3 separate regions of the Homo sapiens genome follow, and all the other regions are linked to region 1. The links are chromatin contacts, found by Hi-C or POLR2A ChIA-PET in ENCODE. All regions are on one chromosome and are shown on one strand. The core of a region is the stretch at or near the end of the contact, and the rest is flanking DNA. Distances in the headings are between cores, read along the strand shown. Region 1 holds the start of FAM184A (family with sequence similarity 184 member A). Region 2 holds the start of CEP85L (centrosomal protein 85L). Region 3 has its middle 55 kb from the start of CEP85L.

What was found. A loop is a pair of places that touch in the nucleus more often than their neighbours do. ChIA-PET counts read pairs that join two places held with the same protein, here RNA polymerase II (POLR2A). Pooled maps may share reads with other maps.
Region 2: a map of B cell shows a loop between it and region 1 (6-fold over the local background). The contact joins the promoter of CEP85L here to the promoter of FAM184A in region 1. A Hi-C loop is called at or near these places in 6 of 168 maps with a recorded cell type or tissue (B cell, CD4-positive, alpha-beta memory T cell, CD8-positive, alpha-beta T cell and 1 more), 1 of 37 single-sample maps with no recorded cell type and 13 of 50 pooled maps. POLR2A ChIA-PET finds 5 or more read pairs at or near these places in 2 of 52 experiments (CD8-positive, alpha-beta memory T cell and WTC11).
Region 3: a loop to region 1 is called in a pooled map, with 2.4 times the contacts of the local background. The contact joins the enhancer-like site here to the promoter of FAM184A in region 1. A Hi-C loop is called at or near these places in 3 of 168 maps with a recorded cell type or tissue (CD4-positive, alpha-beta memory T cell and naive thymus-derived CD4-positive, alpha-beta T cell) and 10 of 50 pooled maps. POLR2A ChIA-PET finds 5 or more read pairs at or near these places in 3 of 52 experiments (CD4-positive, alpha-beta T cell, CD4-positive, alpha-beta memory T cell and activated CD4-positive, alpha-beta memory T cell).

Annotation. Positions count from the first base shown.
Region 1 is chr6:119,076,934-119,081,259 of GRCh38, forward strand. FAM184A (family with sequence similarity 184 member A) reads right to left here and starts at 1,731. Exons shown (of 18, transcript NM_024581.6): 1 at 1,208-1,731. The coding sequence starts at 1,366. RefSeq lists a silencer at 1,605-1,924.
Region 2 is chr6:118,649,767-118,654,092 of GRCh38, forward strand. CEP85L (centrosomal protein 85L) reads right to left here and starts at 1,825. Exons shown (of 13, transcript NM_001042475.3): 1 at 1,431-1,825. The coding sequence starts at 1,503. RefSeq lists silencers at 1,209-1,518, 1,719-2,178.
Region 3 is chr6:118,704,118-118,708,443 of GRCh38, forward strand. It overlaps a transcript of CEP85L not described here. Among named protein-coding and RNA genes, the nearest start is that of CEP85L, 55 kb to the left of the region's middle. RefSeq lists a silencer at 1,769-2,063. Within about 2 kb of position 1,859, at least 9 of the 41 ENCODE cell types and tissues checked have a DNase peak (open chromatin) inside an H3K27ac peak, as active enhancers do.

The DNA of each region.
Region 1 (4,326 bases), core at 481-2,980:
AAAAAAGAAAACTTCACAAGACGTTGGTTGAGTTTTACTGTTATGTACCTGTAACTTTTCTTTTGCTCTTCCATTTGTGCTCTCATTTTGTAGTCCTTTTATGTTATCTTTTCTATCCTCAATCACATTTCTTCACTAAAATCTTTTTATTCTCTTTTCAACCTTTTTTCACTCCTATTTCCTCCTTTCCTCTCTTCCGAATCTCATGTCTTACTTCACTCTCTCAAAAGTGCCAACCAGCAATGGGATTATGTGAGAACTTTACAGTTGAGTCAGACTCAGAGGCTATCTAGCAGTAACCCCCACGATGCCCATCTCTCTTCAGCATACCAACTCTCCTAACAAGCTGTTAGGAGACAGCTTAAACACATTAAGGTATATCATCTTTCTTAACTTTCAGACACCACAAATCACTTCTTACCGATAGGTATTGCTAGATTGCTGGTGAGTTCTAAGCAGAGCAATATAACAGATATGAATTGCTCTTGCTTCACAGATACCAATTCCTTCTCATTATCAACATTAAATTAGAAAAAAAGTTCACTAATTTAGGTACAGTCCTAAACTACACGTGGCCGAATGTGAAAGCTAACTGCTCTTTGAAAATTATCCTTCGACAGACAAACATTGAACTAGATGCAGGCACAGTGTGAGATTCATCTAATAAGCCTTGTTTGACATTTTGTCAGGATAAGGAATGACTCATTAAATGCCCCAAATTGGCACTCAAGGTATGTTTTACCCTCCTACATTCCTCTGAAAGTTGATTCTTCCCTTAACTGAGTAACCAGTAAGATACTGTTTAATTCCGAGTCATATTAGGTAAATACGGTACTGTACTTCAAATGGTACTGTAGTGTGATGCCTCGTGGAGCCCTGGCAGATGCATGGAAGCAACAGTAAAGTGATTTAGTATTGTGAAATAAAGGAACTAAATCCTAATTTGTTCTGTGCTGGTTTAGCCCCAAAGGGCAAGGAGGTGCAAGTCCCTTACGCGCACCGTGCCGCTGTGCTGTCTAGCTTAAATTCATGTTGCCAGCGTTCCACCAAAGTTTGCAGGGTTTTGGAGGTGTCTCCGGCTGTTGCTTCGGCGGAGGAGTAGAGTTCCCCTCGCTGCGGGCGCAGGGCGCACTGCCTCCCGGGGAGACAGGTGAGTCCGGCGCGGCCCGCACGGGGTCGCCACCTGCCCCGTCGCTGCCCCCCTTACCTTGGTGAGCTGGGCGATTTTCTTGCTCATTTTCAGGTGCATCTCCTGGCTGTAGTCCATGCTGTGCCCAGCCAGCTGTGCGGTGGCCGGCGAGGGCGCGAATTTGGCCGCCGAGCCGCCGTAATAGTGCTGCTGCCAGCTCATGCCCGGGGTCGCCATCTTCCCAACAGACCCCAGCCGGGGCACCTGTCCCCGCGGGTGGAGGCAGGCCCGTGGAGCAACGACGCCCGGGAGGCAAGAGTCGCGGCGGCCGCTTCCCGACCCGACACCCGGCGCCCCCCAGACTCGGCCGCAGGCGCCGTCCCACCCGCGACCCCCGGGTCACCCCTGGAAGGGACGGGGCGGTCCCGCCGGCCCGAAGCCGCGGGGACAACGGCGCGGGGCAGATGCCCGGGGTTGGGCGGCGGCGGCCGGGGGCCGGGCCAGCTCTTGGAGGCTCCTCGGCCCGCGCCTGGCGGAGGCGTCGAGGACAGCGCAGCTCCGCGGGTCCCGCTCGCAGCCCGCACCGAGGACTCGGCGAGGCTGCGGAGGGAGGAGGAGACGGGGCGGGCTGCGGCGGGGATAGGCGGGGACATGGAGGAGGACGCGGGAGCCGCCGTTACCAGGGCGCGCGCGGGGACGGCGACGTCATTTCCCCGCAGCCAAGCCCCGCCCAGCCCCGCGCAGCCGCCGCCGCCGCCGCCAGTCCCGCAGCCCCGCGGCCAGTGCGGGCGCCTCGCGAGGTCGATCCGGGATCGTGCCGCCAGTGCTTCCCCCGTGTGGCGGGGATCCAGCAGCCCAGCCCTGGCGGCGATCCCCGTGCAGCGAGCGTGAGGCCTGACGTAAAAAAAAAAAGTATCCCCAAGAAGACGGTGCTGTAATCACCTTCGGTTAGCAGAACGGGTGTCGATTTACAGACCCTTTCCACATGCGTCCTCGTGTGTGCAGGGCCCCAAGAAGTGGCTCTTCCCCAAGAAGAGAGGCAAGCCCAATCCAGAGACATGAGTAGTGAAGTAGCGAGGATTCCCTGCCCTGACCTTCCTTCCAATGGCACACAAGTGACCGTGACACTGTCTTAGCCGCCCCCTCCCACCCCGAGTGCCCGGCCACTGCCCCCAGTTCAGTGCTGAGTGTATGTGTGGAGGGAACGCTCCTTTTCAGTCAGCTGGTGGAGCACCGCATAGCTACTTTCCCGCGGTGGAGCCCAAGACAAATAGATATGAAACTACTTGGCTGGAAATAAGTAAGAATAGGATCGGAGTGAAAGTAATGGTAAAAAAAACAGAAGATGGAACAAGACATCAGTGCTTTAAGGATTTGGAGCTGGGCCAAAATGTGTCATAACTTGTGCATTTTCGCCTTCATAAATGTGTTATTCCCTACTGATTTTCTCTTAACATCTCTACCCCTGCAAGTCAAATGATTTTTTAAAAAAGTTTTTGTATCCTGCATTGAAGCATGTGAGTCATTTTAGGGCATGGATAATACTTTAAAAACGTAGAATTGTACCTGTTTTTTTAAAAATCGTATCTCCACGCAGTTTTGCAGAACCAAATTCCCCAACTCCATGTGATTTCTTTTTAGCATGCAAGTAGCCAAAATATAAATCTGAGAATATTAACAAACTAGAGAGCCGAATTTAACAAAGATTGTCTGGATGTGACAACATCTAAACAAGGTGAAGGTTTAATCGGACCCTGAAATACTTTAAGATCTGTTGGAATTCCTGAAAGGAAACTTGAAATTGGCTCTTTTCCCAGATGCTAGGTACTCAGTCCCCCTTAAATAGACCTTCCAGGAAAAATGTTGTCTAGTTCCGAGGTTCTGAATGGAGCATATGGCCAGAAACAAATATCCTACAAATGTTGCTCCTTAAGCACTAATGATCAAATAAAATTAAAGAGAATTAGAAACTAGTGCTATTTCATCAAATTCTAGGCATGGAAGATTCACAGTCATTTTAGAACTCATGTTCTTTACGTTCTAAGCAGAAATGTATGCTCAAAAGACTCTCTGTTTCACTAAATTTGTATAGCCAAGTCTTGCTAGGACAAAGATATTTTTGTTTTTGTCACTATGATAAAGTGGAAAGAGAATAAGACTGGAAATAAGGAAATGAATGTGTAGCATTAGTTGAGTCACCCAACCTGTTCACTCCTCAAGTGCTTCCACTGAAAAGAGATGGTGTTACCAGCTGCTTCCAGCTCGGACTTGGTAATGAGAAGTTAGGACCCTGGTCCACTGGTAATTCACTCTGAACTCCATCACATGAGTTTCCATCATCACTATGTAGCATAGCCCAAAAGGACCCTTTTCTTAAATACTATGCTCAAAAGACATCCACTGTCACTTCATGAATTTAATATTTTTCCCCACGACAATGGGATAAAACAAGACACAATTAAAGTTATATTTAATTATAAATAATGAATAGAAACATAATATACAGGTCGAGTATCCTTTATCCAAAATGCTTGGGACCCAAACTGTTCTGGGTTTCAGACTTTTTAGGATTTTGGAATATTTGCATTATACTTACTGGTTGAGCTTCCCAAATCCAAAAATCTGAAATCCAAAATGTTCCAATGAGCAGTTCCTCTGAGTGTTGTGTTGGCACTCAACATTTCTGGTTTTGGAGCATTTTAGATTTTGAGTTTTCAGATTTGGGATGCTCGGTTGGTAAGACACCCTGTATTAGTCTGTTCTCACATTGCTATAAAAAAAAACCTGAGTCTTCATAAAGAAAAGAGGTTGAATTGGCTCACAGTTCTGAAGGCCGTACAGGAATCATAGAAGCTTCTGCTTCTGGAGAGGCCTCGGGAAACTTACAATCATGGCAGAAGGTGAAGGGGAGGCAGGCAAAATTTACATGGCTGGAGCAGGAGGGGGAAAGAGAGCGGGGAGGTGCTACACGCTTTTAAACAACCAGATCTCATGGTAACTCACTGTCATGAGAACACCACCAAGTGAATGGTGCTAACCCATTCATGAGAACTTTGCCCCTCAGAAAACTTACAACATGGAGGAAGGTGAAGGAGAAGCAAGACACATCCTACATGGTATCAGGTGAGAAAGAGAGAAAGAGAGACAGGAACTACCAAACACTTATAAAACTATCAGATCTTGTGACAGCTCACTCA
Region 2 (4,326 bases), core at 575-3,074, 430 kb before region 1:
TTACTAAATTCATGCCTACATTAAATTTCAGGATCAAACTTAAGTGAATGATTCAAATCATTCATTAACATACATTAAGTGTTTCAGGACCAAACTTAAGTGAATGATTCAAATCTAACTCTGGCTTTTTAAAATGTACATATGTCTTTTTAAAAACCACACATCACAAATATCTAAACTATCAAAGAATTGCATTATTCGAAATTTCAATAGCCTGATACTAGTGACTCGGTCAGTGCCTGATTTTTTTTAAATAGCAGAAAATATTACCATCAAAAGACCCCTTTCCAAATGCTGCTTCTGCTTTTTTGTTTTGTAAATAACAGCTTTGGAAATGTATGCAAAAATATCTCTAAGTTACACAAGTCGAGCTCAAACACTTTGTGGAGCAAGGTTACTTAACAGGAGTCCCAGAAACAGCTAAAATTGTAGGGAAAATTTTGCGTATGTATATATGGCATTGTTTTTTCTGCGCAGAATGTCCATATAACTCAGTTTCTCAAAAGGCCTCAAAACTCAAGATTAAAAGTGCCTGGAAAGACCATCATCTTTAGAGAACATATCACAGGCAACCCAAGACTTATTTTTTATCCCAAGTTAGGGGAGGATTTATCCTAATTTTGTGGCTCCTACACAACTTCTGAGCGACGCAAGCATGAAATGGCTGTCCGATACAAACAGACCCCTTCAGATACGGAATGCAGCAAACCCCTAATTTTCCTTGAAGGGGCCACGGAAAGCCAAACGGATTCGTAACCCGGTTGCTCAATGGTCCATTGGCTACTGCAGGACGCGCCCTCCTCTTACGCCGCAGGGGCTGCGGGGCGGCGACCAGGTTCCTCCGAGGGGCTGAAGTTCCCTTGGGGGTGGCTGAGAGCGGCCGCATCTCTGGCAGCATCCTCCCTCCCGAAAACGCGCCCTAAAAGTAGCGGCTGCGGGCGTGGGCACAGCCAACCCCAGCCTGCGCCTACCAGAAGTCGGGAGGGCGCGGAACTGCGGCCCCTCCGAGACGCGCCCGGGCCGCCGCCGCAGCACTGTCGCAGCGACCTTCCCGCCCGGGTCCCCGCGAGCAAACGGGCAAGCCCCGTTATCACGCAGGTCACACACCCCACGAGTAAAAGGAAAAAACCGGGCAGACAATAAAGCCCAACCCGCGGGGGCCCAAGCGAGCTGGAAGTTGGGGGCGCTGGGGCTGCAGCCCAAGGAGGAGCGGCGGGGACGACGGGATGCGGGGCTGATGCGCCTGGGACGCGGCAAGCCATATGTCAGCCCGGGTGCTGACAGCGGGGAGGACACTGGGCACGCGGCGGCGTCGGGGAGGCGGCCGGGGTAAGACAGGCCTGAGGCGGGAGGGGAGCGGCGGCGAGGTCCCGAGGCGCCGCGGTCGGCCGTGACCCCCACCCCAGCCGGGGCGCTGTCCCGTTCCTTACCGGCAGGGAAGCTGCGGGCTCCGCCGGGGCTATCCCGGCCGCTGGCCTCCGGAGCCAGGAAGCGCCCCCACATCGCGGGCGAGAGGGCCGGGTGGGCCAGGGACGCCCGACTCCTCACGTCCGTCCTCCTGCTTCTTCGGCGGCGGAAACTTGCGCGGAGCGTGGGCCTCGGCGACACGGGCAGGAGGAAAGGCGGGATGGCTGGTTAACGGCTGCTCAGCTACGGGCGGGGAGCGCAGGGGCCAGATTCGCCGCACTGCCGGCGCCTGCCATGGCCAAGCCGGCTGGGCTGAGGCCCGCGCCGGGGAAGCGGCGACTCGGCGGTGACGGCTGCTAGATCCCCGGCTGAGCCCAGGCTCAAAGGCTCCAGGCGAAGTTGCAGCTGCGGGTTCTCTCCGCCCCCTCCGCCGGCAGAGCCAGAGCCGGGGCTGGGGCCGCGAGGGGGCGGGGCCTCGGGCAATGACTTCAGGCGTGCGCGGCGCCGCGCGGGGCGGGGACTGCGGGGGGCGGGGACTGCGGGGGGCGGGTGAGCTACCCCGACCCCGCTTCGCCTCCTTGGCGGCGACTGGGCTGTCCCGCCCTCCCGCCGCATCCCTCTGTCTCCATCCTCCCGCCCTGCGAGTTGAGTAGAGGGCAGCGACTTGGCCTATTTTGCGATACTCGCCCCTCCCTTGGGTAATCCCTCACGCCCTCCCTCCGGGCACCTCTGTGAAGACACGTGGAAGACCTGCCCCTGGCGTCACAACCGCTCGAGATGAAAAAGCCAAGCCAGGGCGCGGCTGAGGGGGCTTCCAGCCTCCCTTGGAATTAGGATTGGGATTTAAATCCTCATCTGTATTCCTTCGTTTATAGATTACTTTAGGGGCAGAAAAGGGGTGGTTTTCCTTTACTAATTTAATGGGGGCGTGGGGGCAACACAGGCACCAGAATATAGCACCGGGATGTGCACCGGAAAAGGCCCGGGGGTAATTAGTACCCGAGGGGGAGAGGGGCCGTCATTGTAATCGCACAACGTTTCAGATTAGCAAGCAGAAAGTAAAAATGGCACCAAAGTCTGTAAAGGGAGCCCTTTCCTCCTTGCCCCCTACTCCTTCACGTTCTTCCTCTTCTTGGCCAGTTTCCACCCTTCACCTGAACCCTTAGTGCAGGAGGAGACGTCCTAAGGAAGGGCGAAAAGGGACAGCATCGTTTTATTTTTAAATCTTACTTCTCACTGGCAATATGGTGATGCTTCCAACGTTTAGTTACGAACTAGTTCGTATAAAAAATTCTGGGCCAGCACTGTGGTGGGAGGCGGGCTCTGCAGTAGGCCCATCACTCAGAGGTAAGTCGGAACGCAGGTCGCTTAACTAGAGAGGCTTTGAGTTCCGCTTTTCCTGTTCTGGAATCTTGCTAACAAAGGCCTCATATTTGCATTTTTCCCTTAAAGACATTTTAATTGGGAAATACTACTTAAAATTCTTGGAAGTTAAATTAGATTTAGGTGTGTGTTCTATCACTTACCACATCCGTGTTGTAATTTATCTGATTGGAGTTTTACATTTAGTCTCCCTGTGGTAGACTTCCAATTATTTCTCCAAATCATGTAATGTTAGCCAAGGGTCAGCTGTTTCTGATGATAAAAAGATACAGAAACATGAAAGACGAATGTGATTGGTTCCTTTTTATTATTTTAATGTGCACTAGCTCGTTTTATCTAACACTTGAAGAGGATAGATTTTTTTAAGTCCCAAAAAGAAAATTAGCAGAAGCTATAGCACTATGTATAGATTTTTTTTTCATGCTTTGTAGTTACCACAGTCTCAGGAACAGAATTTTTGAAATTCATTTGTGATGCAGTTCTAAGAAGTGTATAAAATATTACAGAAATATCTTGGCCTTTGCGAGTTTAAAATACACTTATTATTTCAAAACTGCCAATTTCCTAATTCTAAACAGTGTTTAAAGAAAATCGTTTACTCGGGTTTTCTACATCTTTTTATCAATATAAAGGGCATGCTACTACACACAAAAAAAGTACATGCGAAGGTGAAAGTATCTAAAATATTTCAATATCTATTACAGAGTAAAAGCAAACAGTAAAAACATGTTGCTCTTTTGGCACTTGGCACCAAATATGAAATTTTTGTGTCCCTAGTAATTAAACTTGGGAGGATAGAGGGCTAATGCAATTAGAACTAATTGAAATACTAAGTGAGAATATTATGTTGCTAAAGTATCCATTTCTTTTAATCATATGAATTCTGAGTATATACTGAACTAATGCTTCCCCCCAAATCCATGATACATGGATGATATGTACATGGTATGATACAGCCATGGTTTTCAGAATGATTAAAATTTATCATAACACAAGTTGGAGAACCTAAGGACTATCTAACCATTACTAAACCCCATGTGGTAAACTGCCATATTTTTGTTTTGTTGTGACAGTGTGTTAGGACTACAAGGAGAATTTTAAAAGCAAAGACAGTTATCGTTGAACCTCAATAAACCTCAATCTTGGCAGTTGTTCTGTGCAGATATAAGTAATGAAAATAGTGACTCTGTGTATGTGTGTGTGTGTGTGTGTGTGTGTGTATAAGTATCATTGCTCAGATGAAATTAGGATATTTAATGTTTTGGGAGGGGACTTTTTAAGAATATAAACTAGATCACAAAAGAAGAAAATAGTACTAAAAATGCCACATTTAATACCAAACTATATTAAACTATTTGTTTAAAATGTCTCATTTCAAAAAAAGACATTATTTAAAACTGAAAAATAAGTGTTGCATTTATAATTCTTAAATTTGTATATAAATCTTTGAACTGATTAAGTTGAGCTATCTTACATGTGTTTTTCTGATTCAAATTTATCAGATTGTGCAAACATCATCTACAGAACTGAAGAGGG
Region 3 (4,326 bases), core at 609-3,108, 370 kb before region 1:
CATGACAAAGTCACTGGGAAAAGGCATACCTATCTGTAATTATTGACCTACTCTGGGCTATGACATTATACCAAACTCTTTGGAGGAATCAAAGATGAAATTAGAAGTTTTCTTGACTAACATCCAATTCTTTTGGAATTTCCCTTTGGGGGCATGTTATTTTAGGGTCATTCTAAGGGTTCATGCCTATAATAAAATGTTATAAAAATATCCCTGGAGCTACCCTGCCCACTGGCTCATTTTCTGAGTGGACTCAACAGACTGGTGGCCTGGGGTTTGTTCTGGGCCCCTTGCCTCAGGTGCACCCTGGTGTGACCTCACACACCACAAAACAGCCTAGTGTTCTGTTTTGTTTTGCTTTTTTGTTTTGAGACAAAGTCTTGCACTGTCGCCCAGGTTGGAGTGCAGTGGCTTGATCTCTGCTCACTGCATCCTCCGCCTCCTGGGTTTTCAAGTGATTGTCCTGCCTCAGCCTTCCGAGTAGCTGGGATTGCAGGCACCCGCCACCATGCCCGGCTAATTTTTGTATTTTTAGTAGAGACAGGGTTTCACCACGTTGGCCAGGCTGGTCTCAAACTCCTGACTTCAAGTGATCCTCCTGCCTCGGCCTCCCACAGTGCTGGGATTACAGGCTTGAGCCACCACGCCTGGCCAAAAGAGCCTAGTTTTAAGCTAAGAGTTCATGGCGCTGGGGCATTTTATTCCTCCATTTGCCTAGCAGCTTCCACTGCAGATGTTTTCTTACCCTTCTGGCTATTTTCACCTTTCTTTCAGTGGCTTTTTTTTCCATTTTTAAAAATTCACAGGCTTCCTGTTTCTAAGTATTTACCACATTTCTGTTCATGCTTTTTCCCTGACTTTTATTTTTCACCCCTTCTTAGCCCTCTCTCCCAACCACATCTGTTTTACTCCCTTTCATTTTTTCCCCATTCCTTTATTCCCTGCTGTCCTGTTTTTCTTTGTTCAATTCAGAACATCAGCCGGAAGCTTCCCTGTTGCTAAGTAACCACATCACCCACACACACCCTTTTCCATTTTCAACTTATTTCTTCTGTTTTAATAAACTCATGGGGCCGAACAGTCTCTAAAAGAAAACGAGAGGTGCTGCTGTCTTCTCTTCATGCAGCAGAGATGCATACCCTCTCATATCCTGCCTTTTCTTATTAGATTTTGGCTTCTTGTTTTATTGATAATTTGCCCCAGACTGTGAGATAACACTAAATAAGCACAAAATATCTTTTTGGGCTTGGACAATTTGCAGAAGGGAGGAAGAGATATAATTTCTGCAGAAGGAACAATGAAAATGTTTAAAATATAGTTACAAGGCATGGCATGGGCTCATTGAAGGGTGTTTGCCTTGACCCCGGAACCAAATCCAGCCCTCCCTAGTAAAAGGTTTCCATTAGGGATCAAGTTAGCTAGCAAGTCCCTCTTAACATTGTTGAGTTGTGAGGAAGCTACTAATGGCATGGTAAGTGTGATTTGCACAAAATGAAGGATAAAACAATACAAGAAATCATTATGTGGTTTTCCAAATCTCAATCCTTTTCCAGACATCAATCTGACATGGCACTTGTGCCAAAGGCATAATTGGAGGTGTGTGAGCCCTTCTCACAATATGCTCTTGAGGGATTCCAAGTCTTCTGGCACATTTTAATAATTTAATGGGAATGGTAACTCCATATGTCCAAACACTAGGGCAGAGTAACAGAGATACCAGGAGATTTGAAAAAAAATCTTTTCACCCTTGCAATACCATAAATAATTTCCTTGCCTGGTGTGAATTCTTTCTCTGACCTCTTGCATTTATGCAATGCCTGGGAGGCCTTTCCTGCTAAGCCCGCCCCCACATTGTTGCTCTCAGCTTTTTGCCCACAGTGAGCACTGTGCTAATTGGGTAGATTTGGGAGCTGCTTCTTAAGAAGTATCACGGCCGTCTATGTAGGTGTGTGTCCCAGCTCCTCTGGTAGTGCTCTGTGCTCTCTGTCAGGGAAGGGCTCGTATCCAGCATGTAATGAATACTCAATAAGTTGCCTTAAATTTAACCACAGAACACAGACACTCTGACAAGGGGATTATTTTTAGTTTCATTTTCTAGATAGAAGAACAGTGGTTTTCTTCATATTGAAGTCTAAGTTCATCAATCAAAGTGCCAGAAATGAAGCTGATGCATTTCCATCACTATCCTGAAATGCAGATGGAGCATTTCAGTAGAGGGAAATTTCAAAAGCTTTATTTGTCAAGACCTGTTGATATTCTGAAAGCAGAAACCCTGTAAGACTAAAACCTACTCTAAGGTATTCTAAGAATGCCTAGCCAGAACTGGAATTGGCAAGCTTTTTCTTTCTAGAATCTAGCCCCTTTGAGATGTTAGGTCTTCTGAGAGTTTCAGAAAGTTTTAACATAATTTCAACTTTTATCTTAGGGTAACCTCAACTGATGAAACATACATTTGAACCTCCTGGAATTTTTATTTTATGTGCCACTTACTTTAAATTATACAAAACCTTCACTGTCTTCCAGTATTCACTTCTCTTTTAACTTTCTTTTCTCAACTTGAGATATCAGGAAACGCCACCATGTCATATTTTCTTTTCTTACATTTTTGAACATCTAATTCCTTTTTTCCTTTCCGTCCTCCTCATCAATGTGGTCTAGTCTTATAGGGAACTTTTCTCTCCAATCACAATCCCCTCCTCTTCCACTTCTCGCTTAGCTACTCTTCCCACACCCCAAAAAGACTCTCGCTTTGTGATTCCAGTCCTGGAATTCTTTCCCTATTAGTGTCCTCTTCACTTCACTGCTTCCCTACCCCATGGAGCTCTCATGAGCCATCCCTTTAACCATTCTCTTCAGTATCTCAGTTCCCTTGCCCCTCATTGGCCTGGCAAATCCCCAAACTTCAATGAGTTCATCTTCATATCTCCCTGTCTGAGCCCAGGCTATCTCTCCTGGAGAGAGATCACAACTCTGCCATGGATGCCATTCCAACTCTGTGACCCCAAGTACTGGTCCCTCCAGGCTGGTCCCAGCAGTCCTCCTGGGTTTCCTTCTCATATTCCTCCTCATCTGCTTTTTTTTTTTTTTTCTTTTTTGAGACAGGCTCTTACTCTGTCACCCAGACTGAGCTCATTGGAGCCTCAGCTCATTGCAGCCTCAACTTCCCAGGCTCAGATGATCCTCTCACCACCTCAGCCTCCCCAGTAGCTGGGACTACAGGTGTGTGCCACCATGCCCAGCTAATTTTTGTATTTTTTGTAGAGATAAAATTTTGCCATGTTGCCCAGGATGGAATGAAACTCCTGGGCTCAAGCAATCCTCCCGCCTCGGCCTCCCAAAGTGCTGGGATTATAGCCATGAGCCACTGCACCTGGCCTTACCTCATTCTTTTTAGCTCCTCATTCAATTCTACAGTGAGGAAGCACCAACACTTACTAAACTACTTCCTTTTTATTAAACTTCATTTTCTGTTATTACAAAGAATGTGCTAATGAGATGCTTATGCATTTATTTTTGTTTATATATCTAAGTATTTCTGTAGGATACATAGAAATTTTTAGGTAAAGTGGCTTGAAATTTTTAGGTATAGGAGTTTTATACTTTTTGCTTGTAAATATATTTAAACATGTGCAAACTTTTATGTATTAAAATAGGCAAAATACGTAAAACCTTAATTCACGGAACAGCAAATCTGAACCAATGAACATATATAAAGATACTCAAGCTCACTTATAGCCAGGAAAATAAAAATTAAACATTGCAATATCACTTTATAGCTACTAAACTGTCAAAAATCTAAAAGACCAATACAACCTATTACTGGTAGAAATATGGGAGAAAGAGTTGCTTTTTTGGGGGGGGGACGGGGGGGAAACAATCTGGCAGCATCTACTAAAATTTAAAAAACATATATAGACTTCAACCGACAAACCTACTAACTCTTAGAGTTCAATCCTATAAAATAGAAGGCCAAAAGGTCGGAATATATAGACAAAGATATCTTTGGGAATATTCATTTCTTCCTGCAAATATTTATTAAGTTCGGACTATATTGCCATCACTTCACAGATGAACAAGGCACAGGCCCTGCCCTTAAGTTACTCACAGCCTGTCTGGAGACAGATGAGTACACAAGCAACTGGAGTTCATGAGCGAGGTGTCTAGAAGCAATCTGGGCCTGGGATGGAAGGCTGCAAAGACTTCACTGAAAAGCAAATTTGCAAGACTGTAAAATACAACATGCTTCCAAGGCCTTGGATTAAGTTGTGTGGTCCAGGATAGCTGAACAGAGTAAAGATACCTGGATATAGGGAAAAGATAACCCAT